Regions from separate parts of the Homo sapiens genome. Here regions 2, 3 and 4 are each linked to region 1. Evidence: chromatin contacts called from ENCODE Hi-C or POLR2A ChIA-PET data. All regions are on one chromosome and are shown on one strand. Each heading gives the region's core, a stretch centred on a gene start or an enhancer-like site at or near the end of the contact. The rest is flanking DNA. Distances are from core to core; before and after follow the strand shown.

Evidence for each region. A loop is a pair of places that touch in the nucleus more often than their neighbours do. ChIA-PET counts read pairs that join two places held with the same protein, here RNA polymerase II (POLR2A). Pooled maps may share reads with other maps.
Region 2: a loop to region 1 is called in a pooled map, with 3 times the contacts of the local background. The contact joins the enhancer-like site here to the promoter of RPLP1 in region 1. A Hi-C loop is called at or near these places in 1 of 168 maps with a recorded cell type or tissue (natural killer cell), 2 of 37 single-sample maps with no recorded cell type and 8 of 50 pooled maps.
Region 3: a loop to region 1 is called in a pooled map, with 3 times the contacts of the local background. The contact joins the enhancer-like site here to the promoter of RPLP1 in region 1. A Hi-C loop is called at or near these places in 5 of 50 pooled maps. POLR2A ChIA-PET finds 5 or more read pairs at or near these places in 4 of 52 experiments (A549, AG04450, H1 and 1 more).
Region 4: a loop to region 1 is called in a map of natural killer cell, with 10 times the contacts of the local background. The contact joins the enhancer-like site here to the promoter of RPLP1 in region 1. A Hi-C loop is called at or near these places in 1 of 168 maps with a recorded cell type or tissue (natural killer cell), 1 of 37 single-sample maps with no recorded cell type and 3 of 50 pooled maps. POLR2A ChIA-PET finds 5 or more read pairs at or near these places in 3 of 52 experiments (OCI-LY7, WTC11 and activated naive CD4-positive, alpha-beta T cell).

Annotation. Positions count from the first base shown.
Region 1 is chr15:69,451,462-69,454,219 of GRCh38, reverse strand. It overlaps RPLP1 (ribosomal protein lateral stalk subunit P1), which reads right to left and starts at 1,402. Exons shown (of 4, transcript NM_001003.3): 1 at 1,200-1,402; 2 at 499-573. The coding sequence starts at 1,271. RefSeq lists enhancers at 857-966, 1,117-1,366, 1,647-1,696 and a silencer at 1,047-1,096.
Region 2 is chr15:70,318,282-70,321,039 of GRCh38, reverse strand. No RefSeq gene overlaps it. Among named protein-coding and RNA genes, the nearest start is that of LINC02205, 190 kb to the left of the region's middle. Within about 2 kb of position 1,424, at least 10 of the 41 ENCODE cell types and tissues checked have a DNase peak (open chromatin) inside an H3K27ac peak, as active enhancers do.
Region 3 is chr15:70,140,348-70,143,105 of GRCh38, reverse strand. No RefSeq gene overlaps it. Among named protein-coding and RNA genes, the nearest start is that of TLE3, 44 kb to the right of the region's middle. RefSeq lists enhancers at 1,934-2,033, 1,801-2,304. Within about 2 kb of position 1,410, at least 14 of the 41 ENCODE cell types and tissues checked have a DNase peak (open chromatin) inside an H3K27ac peak, as active enhancers do.
Region 4 is chr15:68,794,077-68,796,834 of GRCh38, reverse strand. The region is part of intron 1 of ANP32A (acidic nuclear phosphoprotein 32 family member A); the gene reads left to right. Among named protein-coding and RNA genes, the nearest start is that of MIR4312, 6.5 kb to the left of the region's middle. RefSeq lists enhancers at 1,043-1,615, 1,441-1,690, 2,041-2,250. Within about 2 kb of position 1,319, at least 30 of the 41 ENCODE cell types and tissues checked have a DNase peak (open chromatin) inside an H3K27ac peak, as active enhancers do; they include natural killer cell, where a contact is called at or near this core.

The DNA of each region.
Region 1 (2,758 bases), core at 153-2,652:
CACTACTAAACACACACACAAAAATTAGCCAGGCATGGTGGCGCACGCCTGTAGTCCCAGCTGCTCGGGAGGCTGAGGCAGGATAATGGCGTGAACCCGGGAGGCGGAGCTTGCAGTGAGCTGAGATCGCACCACTGCACTCCAGCCTGGGTGACTCCGTCTCAAGAAAAAAAAAAGAAAAAGAAAAAGAATTTGCTTGCAACTTAACATGCGTAGTACCTATCTCCCGAGTGACCCTTTTTGGGAATAAATGACCTGATTCACATTTTTTTTAACCATGGTTTCAGAGCAAAAGGGAAACCAGAGTCTGATAAGGAAACGTAAGACTTGACAAGCTGAAATCTTATTAGCTCCTAGAGATATACATGCAACGAAAAACACCTAGGAGATCCAGCGGCATGTGGGGCGTTATGGCACCGCTGGGGGTACTTTAGCATGTACAACTGCCCTCGTAAATCAGCAGGCCTTACCACAATCACTTTGCCACCATCACCTTACCTTTGCAAACAAGCCAGGCCAAAAAGGCTCAACATTTACACCGGCTGCTTTAATGAGGGCATTGATCTTATCCTCCTACAACAAATAAAAACGTCAATCCATCAAAACGTAGCGTATGTAATATCTCCAAAATGCTGCACGTCACTCAATAAGTGTACATAACATGTTTAACCAGCTCAAATATTCTATCACAAGCAAAAGAGATGTGTGCCAGGCGCCCTGCAATGAGGCGAGCCCATCACTGCTGTTTCACGGGCTGGGACTTGCCTGAGTCACGCGGCTATTTTTAAGTTACAAGACCTGGGAGGTGGAGCCGAGCTCGGGCGCCTTCCTCCACGACCGGGGGAATTCAAGGCAATTACACCGAAAGAGGTCCGAGTAAGTGTCCCTGAGAGAGACGAGGCACGGGTCAGGGTGCCCAAGCACTGCGGAAGAGCTTTTCTACACGAAGGCTCTTGGAGCCGGAGCGCCCAGCCTCAAGCGCACTCCATGCCCGCTGGGCCCGCACGTGGTCCCGGGGGCCCAGGACCTGCCCGGAGAGAGGCCCCAGCCCCGAGGAGCGCCCGCCCTATGCGGCCTGTGTTCGCGGCCTGGCCCCGGCCGGAAGTGCTCAGTCGAACGGCCTGGAGCCGGGAACCGCATGGAGAGCCGAAAGTCACCGCCCACAGGCAGCCCGGCCGCCGGCCCGCGCCCGCACTCACCGTGACTGTCACCTCATCGTCGTGCAGAATGAGGGCCGAGTAGATGCAGGCGAGCTCGGAGACAGAGGCCATGGCGCGGGCGAGTGTAGGGCTGGCGCTGCCGGACGCGGTGCTAGTCGCCGGATGAAGTGAGGGCCTCACCCCAACGCAGCCTTAGCTTCCTCGGAAGGACCGAGCACCTTGGCGGCAGCTGAGGAAAGGGGCTCTCGCGCCTATACGCAGCCTCTTATGTGTCCACGCGGACCAATCGGCGCCCGCACCGGGCGGAAGAGGCGGACCCAGGACCCACTGAAGGCGCCTGCGCACTGCGCCTGATTGGTTCTTACTGTTGAGAAAGTTTCTCAGCGCCTGCAAATACGGTCCCACTTTATTTGGGTAAATTATAGGACCTGAGAACGTTAAAAACACTTTTAGGTTAGGGTTGCCTAGGTATTCGGACTTCGCCTCCGTTGGTTCCATGAGTTGCTTGACTTGGCAGGAGCTCCGCTGTGGCCCTGGTGACATTGTTCGTAATCTCCTGGTTAGGTCGCGGCCTTCCCAGCCGGCGCTGACCCTGAGAGTAAGGGCTGCGTCCCAGCTTGGAGGCCCCTGCTTAGCGCAGGACCTTGGTTGAGATAGGTAGATGTAGGAGGATGAGAGAAACTAACAGCGTTATGCTAGCAGAAGCCGTAGAGCGCTTACTATGTCCCAGGCACTGAGCCACATTCTGCAAGGATTCACGTAATCCTCACACACCAGGAGTTGGATGTTATCTCCATCTTGCATATGGCAAAATTAAGTCTTAGAGCTGGTAAACTAGCCCAAGATTATGTAGTTACCGCGCAGTGGAGCGTGGATTTGGAATCTAGAAGCCTAACTTAGACCCGGTAGCTAACTCAAGATTGCATAGTTCCGCGCGGTGGAGCGTGGAGTTGGAATCCAGAAGCCTAACTTAGACCTGGTAACTAACCGAAGATTGCATAGTGCCGCGCGGTGAGCGTGGAGGTGGAATCCAGAAGTCTAACTTCACTGCCTAGTGCTTGGGGGAAGGAGGGATTATGGGTAAGCTGTCTACAACCCGTTATTTGTTATCTAAACCCAATTTAAATTCCTACCTTCAAAAATGGTCATCTTTGCATTCCTCGTGGAATTTGCTTAGTTTACCGGAAAGTTAGTTCTATGTATATATATCTTTTTTTTTGGTGGGGGGGGGGCACCTTCTTTGTTTAGTCCATCCCATTATTTAATAATCATCTCTGAAGAAACATTTCTGTTGGAATCCACCGATCTAGAGTCCCACTTGGGTCAATCTTAACTACAAACATAAATATTTTCACATCCGGAATTTTTTAAAAAAGCATTTATAAAGCTATCAAACTTTTAAAAAATAAAGCTGTTGAGTTTTCATCCAAATCTAAGCAGCCATTATAGTGGAATTTTGGTCAAGAAAGGTTAAAGCTATTAAAAAATCCAAACATTTCCAAAGCTACAATGAGTCAGTCCAAAATACTGTTTGTCCAGCAGTGTACATAAAAAACTGATCTGCCGGGTGCGGTGGCTCACGCCTGCAATCCCAACCC
Region 2 (2,758 bases), core at 175-2,674, 870 kb before region 1:
TCTGTTCTTCCTCAGTTCCTTTGTTCTTTTCTTGGGGGCCTTCATTCATTGGTCCCTCATCACTGGGGTCACCTTTCCTTGCCATGTCCAACACATCCTAGTTGGTCAATGTCTGTCTTAACATACGATACCCCCAAATTCATCACAGCACTACAGTTGAATTGCTTTCTAAGATCTGAGCCCTGTGCCATTAATTCCTCATCTCTAAAACTCAGCTTAGCTATCCAGGCCATGTAAGCCAGAGAAGAGGGAAGGAATGAAGTCTTCTTGAACCCCTGCAATGCTAGCCAAGTTCTTTCTAAACACTCAGGGCTCAGAACTGCCCCAGGAAGTAGATACTCTCCTCTTTGTTTCACATATGGAGGAACCTGGTTTTCTGACATAGAACTGAAAATAAGGAAGTAAGCAAAACAAGTCTTTAAGGACGCTGAGCAGAGGCCAGAAAGTCACCCGGAGTCTATTATTTACTCTTCCTTTACATTCATTTCTGCCAAGATTTTATTTAGTATCAGGAGAACTGATTTTAAATCCTGGCTCAGCCACTTTCTAGCTGTGTGACCTCAGGAAAGTTAGTGTCTAAGGTGACTAACCAATCCCAAATTGCCCTGGTCTGTCCTGGTTTTAAAACCGCAAATCCCATGTCCTAGGAGATCACTCCATTCTGGGCAAATTAGCACATGTTGGTCACCCTATTCAGTCAATTTTCTCTTTGTGATATCAGGATAACAGTAACCCACCTCACGAGGTTGTTATAATTTTAACTGAGATAATATATTTGGAAGACCTGGCAATGTGCCTGGCACATAGCAGATACACAATTAATGTTCTGTTTAATTTGAAAGCCTAGTTAATTATGACAAATTAGAAAGAAGTCAAAGACTGAGAGGTGGCCATGAGCAGTTTAACTGGAAAACCATTTTTAAAAACACCTAGAAACATAAACGGAGACACATAGTAGAGGGTCGTACCGTGAGGGTCTCAATGTCCTCTGTACTGTGAATATCTCACTGGAGTTCAATGAGCCATGGTAATTGTCGTCCTTGAGTGGGACTCCGCAGGACAGAGGAATAACTAAATCTTCTGCATTATACTATGTGTGATAAGGCAGGGTAAGGTGGGATACATTGTGGAGTAAGTGCCACATGAAATTTAATGAAGTCTTTAGATCTTTAAGCGTAAGTATTCAACCCTCTAACAGGATGGCAACCAACCAGCATGGCAGAGGGAAGGAGGACTGAAGAGGGTCCCAGGAGAGCCTGAGTCTGCAGTCAGCTCACTGCCTAACTATAGACAGATTGTCCTCACAGTTCCGGTCCTGTCTCCTCATCTGTGAAATGGGGAAGAGAAAGTAGACAAGGTGTTGTCTAACAGAAAGGCAACAGAGTGGGGTGGTCAAGAGCACGGATCCACCACCCACTAGCTGTGTGAGCTAGGACAAGCAAGCAAATCCACCCTCTGCACCCTGCTCTCCTGGCCTGTAACCTCGTAGAGATGTTGTGAAGATTTTATGAACTGATGTACTTCCTGGTGCATGTTGAGTTCTCAGTAAGGATCAGTTCTTAAAGTTAGTATCCCTTCTGGGTATCGCACTCCATGACAAAGAGTATCATCTCTTTCTCTCCCCTCATCACCAAGGGTTAATGCAACATAAGCTTTCGCTTGAGTGTTTTGTAAGTTTCTTTTCCCTCCCCAGCCCGCCACATCACTCAGCTGGCTCACGTTGAACTTGAGGCAGACTAAAACCTCCTGATCTTTTTTTATGTGAATTGCAGTCCAGCCAGGTTGCTCTCATCCTGTTCTTGTGCAACTGATTTTTGGAAACTACATTCAAGACATTAGATTTATTGATGCTACATTTCATCTGGTTGCTTTTGACCCAGCATTCTTGACTGTCGAGATCATCTTGAACCTTAATTCTCTCATCCCCTCCAGCTTTGAGTCATCTGCAAATTTAATGCATATGCTTTCCATATCTTCAGATCACGGGCTTAAAAAAGCTATTTTACAGATAAAAATAAAGATAGAGATATAGGCCACTAGATAGATCAAGAGGGATCTTGTATGCCAGGCTGAGCAGTGGGGATTTTATCTTGTGGGAAGCAGGGGCTCTTGATCCTCAATCAGTTTTTAAGCCTTTTCTGAACATACCCACTACAGACGCTCGTATGTTGTCCCTGGATCTCAGAGTGTTTTCACTGATGACAACAAGAGTTCACCCCTCAGCCACCCTAACTGTGGCCTCTTCTAAACTACTGAACTCACCGCGAAGGTCTGAATCCCTTCCTGTCTGTACCACATGCAGCCCCAAGGCCCAGTCCTATTCTCCTCCCTCTTGTTGCTTCCCAAACTGAGGCCACCCCTACTTTGGGGCCTAGCCAAATACCTGTTATCAATCCAAGAAATCAATTCTCTCTCGTTGGTTCAGGAAGGCATGGACCATGATGACTTTATGTGCTTCCCACTCACGTTTCCATTTTTACAGGGGACTTCAGTGTCTGAACTGGAAGGCCAGAGCTGTGGTGGATCTGCTGGTAGCCACCTATAGCTGTCTGGATCTCTGCACTGCCCAGGGCACCACGGGCATGTTATATCACAGCACAGTGCAACCAGCTGGTTCCTGGGCATGACTACAAGTCGTTATGAAAAGGCTGAGGACAAGATGATAGGGAAATGTGAAAAGGAAAATTCTAGAAGTAATTTTCATATAAATTAATTTAAATAACAAAAAAAACAAACATTTAAGTTTCTCCAGGTAATC
Region 3 (2,758 bases), core at 161-2,660, 690 kb before region 1:
GGGCTTTCCAGCCTGTTCCTCCCACCTCCTTCCTGCCCCTGAATCTTCCCGCAGGGTCACCCTGAGGACAAGCAGTTTACTAACTCGAGGGAGAGCAGGGAACTCACATTCTGGGTATCAATGAAATTTATGAGTCATGGATATCACAGGACCCTGTTTTCGTTTGACTTCATTCGCCGCTTCCTTTCTTCGTATTAATTTCTCCCAACAGCCCACTTATCTTCCCTCTTGGAGCCCTGCCCGCCATCGCTTTCCCTGATACATGGTATCTCTAACAGGCTAAAGCACTCAGCGATGCCATTGCTTGAGAGTCGGCTTGCTCAAGCACTCACAAGTTACACTCTGTGGCTAATCAAATGTCAAAACAATCTCCCCCGCGATTTGGAGGAGCTTGGTGACAGGAAGACATTGGCCACTGAGCCATCAGAACAGGCCACGTTTGCTTGGTGGCAGGCAGTGAGACCGGTTTCTGCCGCGTTACATTCCGGGTGGCCGCTTTCCCTGAGAAGCAGCTGCTCTGCAGTTAGTGGGGTTTGGGGTTTGGAATTTGTTTCTTCTTTTCTTTTGAAGGCAGAGAGATACTCCATGCCAAGGGTCAGCAGGGTGGGGGGTGGCGGCGGGGAGGTGGTTGAATTTTTTTCTATGACAAAATGTTGTCAGGTCTCTGAATCATAGCAGCCACAGCGGTGGTTAAAGAGAAGAGATCGCATCTAGGAGCTGGTCTCAGTTCTGCCACAGAGAACACTGGACGAGTCACAGCCACTCTGAACTTCTGTTTCCTCTTCTGGAATATGAGGAAATTGGGTTAAATGGTCCCTGTGGTTCAAGAACCAGAAGATGATTCAACTTGACACCATACCTTACAATTTAAACACTTCTGTGCTTGTTATTTCATTTGATGTTCACAGTAAGCCCATAAGTGAACAGGAGAGGGATTATTATCTCTATTTTATAGCAGTGAAATGACTTGTGGTGGTTATACATCCTGCCCATGACAGAGCTTAGCCTGGGTCATGGGCTGGTGTCCTTCTCCTAGCCCAGGCTTGTCTCAACTCCTCATGCTCACAGGGTAGATTCCTTGAGCCGAACCACCTCCACCTTCAGCGCCACGCGGGAGCTTTTGTTCAAGCCAGAATTCAGGGATCATCCTGTCCACTTCATTTTCTGCTGAAAAAATTGAGCTCCATAGAGGGAAGCAAAAGGGCCTCCCCCGGCTCACACCGCAAAGCGTCCCATTCTCCTGATGTGGAACCACTCCACTCTTCTCGTGGGTCCCATGGGAGTGAAAATGCCTGCATCTTGGGCCTGGGCTAAGGATGGATCTGTCAAAAACAGTGACACTGATAAGTTTTGGGTGCATTTGAGACACCACCACTGTGTCATCATTACCCACACTGCTGTCATGAGGTCTTGAGAAATTGTCACCGGGGTCCTCTTGGGGTCTGATGTGCTAAGAGAGGTCAGGACAGGCTAATCTGTGTCTGCTCCATGCCCCCTCCACATCTACCTGAGCCTTTGAGAGTGCCTAGCTCATTCTCCCTGCTCCTTAAAATCCTCCAAGTTCCACAGCCCCACCTAGACCTCAGAGTGAGTGGTTCACTTTGCGGCACTCAGGCCCACTCAGTGACCACAACAAACACAGCTTGCAGGGTCTGGCTGGCCACAGGTGCTGTCCCTTCTGCCCACCTGGCAAATGCTATCTCTTCTCTCCAGATTTAGCTTGCTGGCCCCCTCTTCCATAGGGCCCCTGAAGAGGCAAGTGCTTCCTTTTCCCACTCCCACGACTGTGCAGAAAGCCTCTGACAAAGCACTTTCACTTTCACATGGTGGCCACTGGTCTCCGAGGCTGTTCTCCTTTTAACTGGCAGCTCAGTGAAGACAGGGGTTGTACTTTGTTTCTCTCAGTATCTTCAGCGCCTAGACCCTGATGGGGCTCAGTGACCTTAGAGGGAGAGGGGATGAGCTTTACATGCTGATCAGGAGCACAGGCCTTGGCAGCAGGCTGGCCTGCACTGAAATCCAGTTCTGCCATTAACCTACATGTCATCCAAACCTCTCTGAGCCTCAGTTTTCAAATCTACAAAATGGGAAGATTGGTACTGCCGGCCTCATCAGGATGAATGGGAAAAACCATGGAAAGAGCTTAGCATATCACAGGCAGTAACCGGGAACTATTGTCATTATCATTGGGGAATTCCCCAAAAGGTTCCTCTGTGAGCTCACAAGAAAGCCCCTGGGTCTCCACGCCGTCTGCAGGAAGCACCCCGGGGATTGGCAGCCCTTCCCTGCCCTGCCTTCTTCTCCAGCTGCAGTCGGAAAACCCCTTTCTCAGGATGCCCCAGACAGGGCCAAGCTGCTTTCCTTCCCCTTGTTGACACAGGGAAGACCTGGCTGCCTGGAGCCTTGACTGGGCCTCCCACTCTTTGAAGTGCAAACACCGAGCTGTGTATTTTGGGCCCCTCTGAAGGGCCGTTTCTGGTGAAATACCAGGTTTTGAAATACTTCACTCCTTGTTTGCATTCGGAAGCCCATACATGCTCAGGTCTCTCAAGGCCTGTATTCAGAGAGGCTGGAGGTAATGTGGGCGAAAGAATCAGACTCTAGTGGGGGAACACAGTGGCCCTCTGCTCTTGGGCTGGGCCTACAGGAGCCACTGGAGGTGGAAGAGGGAGCTCCCTCTCACAGAGTCCACCTCTGGCTGGGAAGAGCAGACGAAGGCATGCAGAGGTATGTCCAGGTGAGCCCAGGGCACAGAGAG
Region 4 (2,758 bases), core at 70-2,569, 660 kb after region 1:
GCTCTATTGTCCAGTGTATGGACTAGAGGACTAGGAGAAGCCCAGAGAGTGGTAGTGACTTCCCGAAGGTCACACAGCAAGTTAGCGGCAAGGCGGACCAAAGCCCAGGTCATCAGAGTGCCTGACAAGCATTCTGTGCACTACACCTTGGTGCATCTTGGCCCCTTTTCCTTCTCTTCCCTGGTTACTGTTCACACACCACCTGCTGGGACTCTGCTTCCAGTGCCTACCTCTTCAGTCCTCCAGCACCTACCTCTTCAGTCTTCCAGCATCCACTGAAGGTAGGAGGGGAACAACCATGTAGAAAGAGTCGAGTCTGCGGCTGGGTGTGGTGGCTCATGCCTGTAATCCCAACACTTTGGGAGGTGGAGACAGGTGGATCACATGAGGTCAGGAGTTCAAGACCAGCCTGGCCAACATGGTGAAACCCCGTCTCTACTGAACATACAAAATTAGCCAGGTGTGATGGTGGGCGCCTGTAATCCCAGCACTTTGGGAGGCGGAGGCAGGTGGATCACATGAGGTCAGGAGTTGAAGACCAGCCTGACCAACATGGTGAAACCCTGTCTCTCCTGAAAATACAAAATCAGCCAGACGTGGTGGTGGGCGCCTGTAATTCCAGCTACTTGAGAAGCTGAGGCAAGAGAATCGCTTGAATCTGGGTGGCAGAGGTTGCAGTGAGCCGAGATCACGCCACTGCACGCCAGCTTAGGTGACAAGAACGAAACTGTCTCAAAATAAAAAGAGTTGAGTCTGTAAGATTTTCACTGGGTCGTGTACCCTGCCAGTTCTAAAACCTTCATCTCCCCTTTTCCACACTGCAGCTCCCATCCCCCAGCAAAGCTAGACCCAAAACCCCTCCTTCCCTTCTTCAGACCCCAAAACAGTTCCTGCTCCTCTGTGAACACTTTTAAGAGCTATACACGCTCTTAAACCAGACAGGCCTGGGCTAGAGGCTGGGCAGTCAGGGAAGGCTTCCTGCGGGAGGTAGAACTGACAGGTCCTTGATGTGGAGTCTATACCAGCTGGAAGGTAGGAAGGAGGTTTAAGGGGGAGGAAGCAAAGGAACAATATCAGGGAGGGGCCCAGCTAGGATTCACCAGCTAAACAGGCCCATTTGGCAAGCCCAAAACTCAGGTCCTGCAGCCACCCCAGCCTGCGGAGTACTGCCCTGAGTCTGTGTTTCTGGCTGGAGGAACATCTGCGGTGGAACCAGCTCCTCTGCTTTGGTGAAGCAGAAACCCAAGTCCCTCTCACACCCGCGGGAGGAGACAGAGGAAGCCGGTTCCAGGCGGTGCAGGAGCAAGTCACAGGGTTTATGTTAATGCGGGCCCTCCCCGCGCCGGCGGCTTAGCCTATGAGCCGGGGCCCTGGCAGACAGCTTAATTACCGCTGCAGCGCGCCTCAGCTTGTGTTCCTTGGCTCCCTAAAATAATAAGGATGGCGTCACCGACTTCCCCGGGCCATGTGCTCCCCGCCTGCCTTCAGAGCTCTATTGTAGGAAACAAACAACAAAAAAAATCAGAGACGTGGATGCTTTTTTCTTGGGGAGATTTTTTGTTTGTTTTAAAGTAATAGGGGACTCTGCCCCTAGTTAAGGTTTTAAAAGATCTTCTAGAGGTGTGGAGATCTGGGTCTACTACTGTTGAGGCTGCAGAATAGCCTCCTGTTAGCAGAAACTTGAAAGCTACACGAGTGATCTGTTAATTCCATGGTCTTCCACTGGGGATGTGAGTTCTGATGCCTGGTGGTGGTGTGTGCTGCAGGGAAACGAATCGCCCAGCTCACAGTGACTCTGGCCCCAACTTTGGACCTTGCTTCTTCCTCTGAAAAAAGAGAACTGACCTACACCAGAGTTTTGCAGACTGTAGGTCACGTTACACATATTTTGTTCTAAGTAACATAAGAAAGTAATTGCAAGTGTTAAGTTTTGTTTTCAGTTGTGTATGCCTATACACACACAAAAACGTGTGTACTGAGCCACGGTGTAAAATGTAGAAAGCCACTGGCCTAGGAGATCCCTAAGGCCCTTCTAGCTTTCAAAATGTCTAACTTTTCTGTCAGAGCTTTCACTTTTCCCCAACATGGAACCTGACTGATTTCTGCAGGTTTTGCCACACTGGCTGTTCAGCAAAACCATCGATTTTATGGTTAAAACAACAAAATCACAAGCATCTATCACCCCAGTCTAAAACCTTGGTGTCTCAGACAGTTTGGCCTTCTAGCTGAAATGGGATCTGCAACAGGGGATGGCCCATTTAAAAGCTGACCTATTTAAAACCCACGAGCACCAAAAAACACAGGGTCAATTTGATATGAGTCTTCTCTTGTGTGCAAAGACTGGAACCTGAAAACCAAATTAGTCAGGGACTGACAAGGTTGAAACCAAAGCTACAAATATGTATTGAATTCTTGCTCCGTGAAGGAAAAGAAAATCAAGGGTGGTCAGGGTTAGTGTGAAAAACAAAACAAGGTGTGGATGTAAAAATCCAAAGGGGTCGGTTTTAAGCACACCATTCCTGGTTCCCCAACAGGTTAAGAGGCCTCGTATTTACTATAAGGAAGCCGTACAGACAGCTTAGTTGACTCAAATCTGCTAACCTGCCCTTCGTTTCCATTCTTGTGCCTTGACTGTACGCAACAGTAAAGATAGCCATGGAAAAAGGGGAAGGCAAGTGGCTTTTTCCAAGCTGGGGATGCTCCAAGTACATTCTTATTTAATCCAACCCTAGGTGATGGACATTATAGTCACTAAAGG